Linked DNA regions of Mus musculus: region 2 is linked to region 1. A link is a loop called in an ENCODE intact Hi-C map of the cell type or tissue named here. Cell type or tissue: gastrocnemius. All regions are shown on one strand. Links, peaks and the distances in the headings refer to the core of each region. The heading gives the core; the rest is flanking DNA. Region 1 has its middle 14 kb from the start of Slc44a5. Region 2 overlaps Slc44a5 (solute carrier family 44, member 5).

The links. A loop is a pair of places that touch in the nucleus more often than their neighbours do. Peaks named below come from ENCODE experiments on the same cell type or tissue, not always from the same donor. Only the 100,000 strongest peaks of a DNase experiment are listed, where the experiment ranks them.
Region 2: it touches region 1 in a loop (14-fold over the local background); 29 of 42 quality-filtered maps call a loop at or near these places.

What each region holds. Positions count from the first base shown.
Region 1 is chr3:153,958,270-153,961,194 of GRCm38, forward strand. No RefSeq gene overlaps it. Among named protein-coding and RNA genes, the nearest start is that of Slc44a5, 14 kb to the right of the region's middle. In gastrocnemius, for the core only: a CTCF peak has its summit at 1,324 (motif pointing right); a DNase peak (open chromatin) is centred at 1,304.
Region 2 is chr3:154,224,898-154,227,822 of GRCm38, forward strand. All of the region lies in intron 4 of Slc44a5 (solute carrier family 44, member 5), which reads left to right. Among named protein-coding and RNA genes, the nearest start is that of Gm40184, 21 kb to the left of the region's middle. In gastrocnemius, for the core only: a CTCF peak has its summit at 1,684 (motif pointing left); DNase peaks (open chromatin) are centred at 1,333 and 1,687.

The DNA.
Region 1 (2,925 bases), core at 288-2,787:
TTTGTCATCCTATACAAACCAACCAATGCCTGAAAGGGTTACTTGCTATACCAATGAAAATAAGCCAGCTAGCCCTGTTGCCTAAATCTGCCCCTTACAAGGTATAAAAAGTGTGTTCTTTGTTTGTTCTGGGGTCTCTTCTCTTGCTTGCGTGCTGAGGAGGGTCCCTAACACGTTGGATCAATTAAAAAAAAATCCTCTTGTGGTTTGCAGCGATGGTGGTCTCTGTGGTCTTTGTGAGTGAGGGTCTTTTGACTGACTCTAACACAGGAACTCCATGGCCCTGTCAGTTGGACACATGGGTGGTATTTATATGTGATTCAGAAATAGCACACTGCCTGACAGACACTACCACACAACAAAGTCTTCTTCTGCAGTTAAGAGGAACATAGACTCAGAAGCTATGCTCAACAGAGAAACCCCGACTCTGCTCAATCTCTGGTTGTTTGGTTGGTTAGTTTTGTTCAGTGGCTGAGGTCTCAGATCCCTGGACAATCTGTGTTTTCACAACCTCCCCGAGGTATCCCAGTGACACTTAGTTTGAAATTCATTTTTAAGTACTGCCATGTCAAAATCCAAAGAGAACTGACAGACCCAAGGACACACCAGGCAGATTGGACCAAGGAGCCAAGGAAAGAGGTTTAGGCTCAGAGTTTTCTGCTCAGGGCCGAAGATGTGGATAGTAAAGAGAGCCAGGAAAACAAAATTCCCCCAGCCCTGGATTGTGAGTACGTGCACACACACACACACACACACACACACACACACATACTCATACACACCCATGTCACACACATGTGCATACACACAGACACACACACAAGAACATACACACAGACACACTCACACATGTGCATACACACACAGTCACACACACACACACTCACATAGACTCTCTCAGACACACACAATACACACACACACACACACATATACACGGGCACACTCATGCACACCCATGCCACACACATGTGCATACATACACACACACATGAGTATACACACAGACACACTCACACATATGTGTATACACACACAGTTACACACTCACATAGACACACACACACACACACACACACACACAGAGTGAGCTTACAGGAGCCTAACATCTTCTTTGAACTTCTTTTAACACTATCTCCAGAGGTTTGATGGACTTGTTGATAACAACTGATGAAAAAGAGGTCATGAACTTAAGGGGGGAGCAAGGAGGGCTGTACTGGAGAGTTCAAAGGAGGCAAGAGAAGGGAGAGATGTTGGAATCAAAACACAATCTCAAATAAACAAAAAAACTTGAAATAAAAGTGCAGTTAACAGAATGACCACCAGAGGGAGACAGAGGCAGGGCTTACTACCTTGCAATGGGACAAGCTGTGAGGAATGAATACTCTCAATTGATAGTCTCTAAATTCTCTTTGTCTGAATTTCTTTTCTTCAACACAATACAACATGTACACACACAAGTGGAGGAGTCCCTTCTCATATATACACAACTGAGATTCAAAAAAAAAATCTGGCTTAACATGTTCCTTCCATTTTATCGGAATGTGCGTTAGGAACAACTGTAAAGAGGGACGGTTGATAACGTCATCCTTCTCCCAGGACTGGTGGTGGGTGGGGTTTGTGCAAGTATTCTAATGGAAATATTGATCTGCTCATAAATCAGTTTCTGAAGCCTTTGTGGGCTGTTTTATCACTAGAGGCTCAGTTCAAGCACTGTCAAGCACGAGGTGGGTGACCTGTACTCTGCCCTATGAAGCCGTTAAGTACCAAGCAGTAACAGGGTAAAGCAGGGTGTGCTGGGTAAATGGCAGCGGGCTCCACCAAAGGAAGGACACACACTGATAATTCTAAAGGAAGCTACTGGGTCACACGTAGTGGATGAGCGAAGGCCTTCAAAGGTCTTGAACCAGTTTGGCTGGCTCTAGTGGAAGCCAATCCAAGCCATTGAAAGAGAGGTCAAATTGTGTGTATGTGATTGTATATGTGTGTTCCTGTGTGTATGTTCTTATGTGTGTTTCTTCTTGTGCGTGTGTTTCTGTATGTGATTTTACATATGTTCTTGTGTGTGTTTCTTCTTGTGTGTTCCTGCATATGTGTCTGATCCTGTGTGTATGATCATGTATATGTTCTTGTGTGTATGTTTCTTCTTGTGTGTATGTTCCTGTGTGTGTTCCTGTGCATGTTCCTGTGTGTGATTGTATGTATGTTGTGTGTTTCTTCTTGTGTGTTCCTGTGTGTGTCTGATCCTGTGTGTGTGATCATGTGTATGTTCTTGTGTGTGTGTTCCTGTGTGTGATTGTATGTATGTTCTTGTGTGTGTTTCTTCTTGTGTGTGTGTTGCTGTATATGTGTCTGATCCTCTGTGTGTGTGTGTGTGATTCTGTGTGTGTAGGACTGTGACTTGCTGAGTCAGCTAGACTACCAATGGACCAATGCTGGGATCTCATTTCCCTACCACCTCTTCTCCTGTTTCTTTTCTGTTTTGTTTAAAAAAATATACAAACAAGTTTAGGGACTGAACTCAGACCTTATGATTACACAGTAGGCACTTTCCCAGCTGAACCATGATTGTAGTAAGGAATGATGGGGAAGATGGGAAGAGAGAGGAAGAAAAGGAGAGAGGGGGAGGGGCAGGTTTCATTTCCTTTCCCTTCCTACTCAGCTCATGGGGAAGGAGTAAATGGATCCTGCCCTTAGGAACTTAGGTCTGAGAAGGGGAGACTGCACAGTGTGAGCAGGAGACAGCTTCCCAGTTGTTCCTGGGCGTTGGCATCTCGGGAGCACACAGCACCATCTGTCTGCATCCTTTCTGACCTGGACCATTGGCAGGTTGCCATAGTCCTACACTGCAGGAGAGCATCCCTGGGTGAGTGTAAGCAAGGCAGCACCACTCACCAGCAGCAGTTATTTATTTATTTATTTATT
Region 2 (2,925 bases), core at 254-2,753, 270 kb after region 1:
ACTGAGGTGTGGAAGGGTAAGCTGACTAAACCCTTTCCTCCTCAAACTTCTGTGATCATTGTGTTTGATCTCAGCAATAGTAATCCTAAGTAAGACAAATATGGTGGAGTTGTTGTTTTAATTATCATAATAAAATGTACTAGTTTAAAATTTTAACGAAAAGTTACTTTAAATTATGCATATAGACTTGACGGGTAAGTAAAAATACTTAAAGCAAGTCAAATTTTACTCAATATTAATTTTTTAAAGTAGGGGGCTGGAGAAGTAACAGCGTTTAGAACACTGGCTACTCTTCCTGAGGACTCAAGTTCAATTCCCAGCATCCTCAGTGTTCTTACTTTTTCCCAGTAGGACCTACATCTGATATGTTCAAGCATTTACCAATACTGTCACCTACTGGGACCTAGCCTTTGTGGATGGCCTGCGGAAGAACTTTCAGAGAGACTCATACTGTCTCCTGTCACAGCCAAAACAGCCACAATGAAACGAAGCAAGAAATTATAGCCAGTACCAGGCAGTAGACAGAATGGAATGCAAACAGTGTGCTTGTCTGTCAAAGGAGATTGATTAAATGGGCTCTAATATGATTATATAACGAAATACCATTTATCTTGGGCTCTGATATGATTATATAACGAAATACCATTAATCTTTCAAGGTATTATGTACAGCTGTGTTTTTGACGTGGAGATGTGCCTGATACGGTTCAGTTCAAGAAGCAAAGTTGGGCCAAGTGATGGCTCAGTGGGTAAAGGCTCTTGCTGCCACACCTGGCCTCCTGAGTTCATTCTGGAACACACAGAGTGGAAGGAGAGAGTTGTTCCAGCCTTTCAGGAAAGGGGCCAGGGAGATGACTTAACTAGTAAAGTGCCCGCTGTGTAGGCATGTAGACCTGAGCCCAGTCCATTCAAGTCATGTTTAAAAAGCTGGGTATGGTGACCCATGCTTGTGACTCAGTGCTGGGGAGCCAAGGCAGGCAGATCACCAGATCACTGGGCTCACCAGACAACCAGCCTACTTGGTGAACTCCAGGCCAGTTAGGAACCCAGTCTTTAAATAAGTGGTTGATGCCCAAGGAATGATATCTGTGGTTAACACACACACACACACACACACACACACACACACACACACACACACACCAAAGCATACCAGAGGCAATGAAATGGACTTTCATGTAACTTTTGACCTAGGACTAGCTGATAAAAATGTATTTATTAAAGTAAGGCAGGAAATAATGTGCATATTTCTGTGCCAGGATGCAGTAGGCACATCTCAGGATGAGTAAACCCAAGTCAGGGCCACGCTCTGGTCAGTGTAGCCACCGGGGTGATTGTATTTGTGCTGTGATAGCTTTGCAGCTGACCCTGGATTCATAATACGTAGGAGAGATTCCTCATAACTAGGCGCAGAGCCTTGTGTTGAGAGGGCGTTGTCATACCTGGGATAGTGAGGAATCCTGACTTTTATGCTTTATCTACTCCCAGTGGGAAGGACTGTGGGAGAAACACTGATAGTTTCCTGAAATTACAAACCAGATTTAACCACAGCTTCAGAGGGCACAGAAATGTAGCTACGTGTAACTGTGTAACTTTCTCTGCACAGGGGAAATTGCTCACTACGTTTGGCTTCAAGGCCTGTTAGCTGGTCCACTAGAAAGCAGGAATTTGGTTGGTTGTGGCTCCACCTTCTGGGTACTGCAAGAACTTCAGCTAACAAAGATTGCTGGGAGGGTTTTCAACAGAGATTGTGCACAGATCCCTGACTGGGAAAGAAAACAACTTTCAGGTCTCCATAGAACTGTTCACAAAATGACGACTGTCCCACAAATCTGTTCGAATACGTGACCAACCCCAATCCTCCTATTCGATTTAATTTTTAAATTTTGCATGAATTTGGACATAGATCCTGTGTCTCTAGAAGGCATCTGGTAGACCAAATTTTGCCCCAATTTTTAAAATTTAAAATAACTATATGTACTTGAAAGCAAATTACATGGTAATGAAGAACCTGTAACAAAAGGAGTGGCCACCCACCTTGACATTTTGCCCATAATGTATTCCACAATGTATACTCTTTCCTGTCTCAGGTTTAGTTCCGGCAATTTAATAAAAGCGTCTTTTGGTGGTGTTCTTATTCTATTAGTTGATACTTTGTTACCTTTAGGTGGTATCCATTGATAACCTGCCCTGGAAAACCAACTTTGTTCCTCTTTTTATCCACACGCCCACGTCTGAGCTTAGATGGCTTTCTGGCCCCTTTCAGTAGGATATTGATAATGTCCCTCTACTTCTTGTCCTAACTTGACAGTGTCTGGGATCCTCTTTGTGCAAGAGAGTGATATCCCCCCGCCCCCACCATCTTCCCTCTGGTTTTCCTTTTCTGTTCCACTATGCAGTTTCTATATTTACTTTCTCCTTTGCGCGGTCCACTTTGTCACCATGCACACTTAGTGTTGTAACTTCAGCAGAGCCTGGCATGGTCTGTTGTGTTTGATACCAGGAGCTGGAAGCAGTGAATGACTTCAATTTTACTGTAACTACATAATCCTTATTCACTGCCAGGCTGTGTTCTTTTGTCTCTACCAAGCTCCCATATAAAATCATTAACTGCACTTTAATAATAGTGTAAGATCAGCCTGCATCTTAGTTTGTCTCAACATAGAGAAACACACACACACAGAGAAACACACACATATGCACACACTGATACACAGAGACATACACCCACATATAACAGAGACAGACATACAGAGACAAGACATACACGCACACACACACACACACACACACACAGAAATACACACATATGCACACACAGGCACACAGAGACATACACCCACATATATACAGACACACTCACAGAGACAGACATACAGAGACAAGACATACACACATAACACACACACACAGACATACACTCACA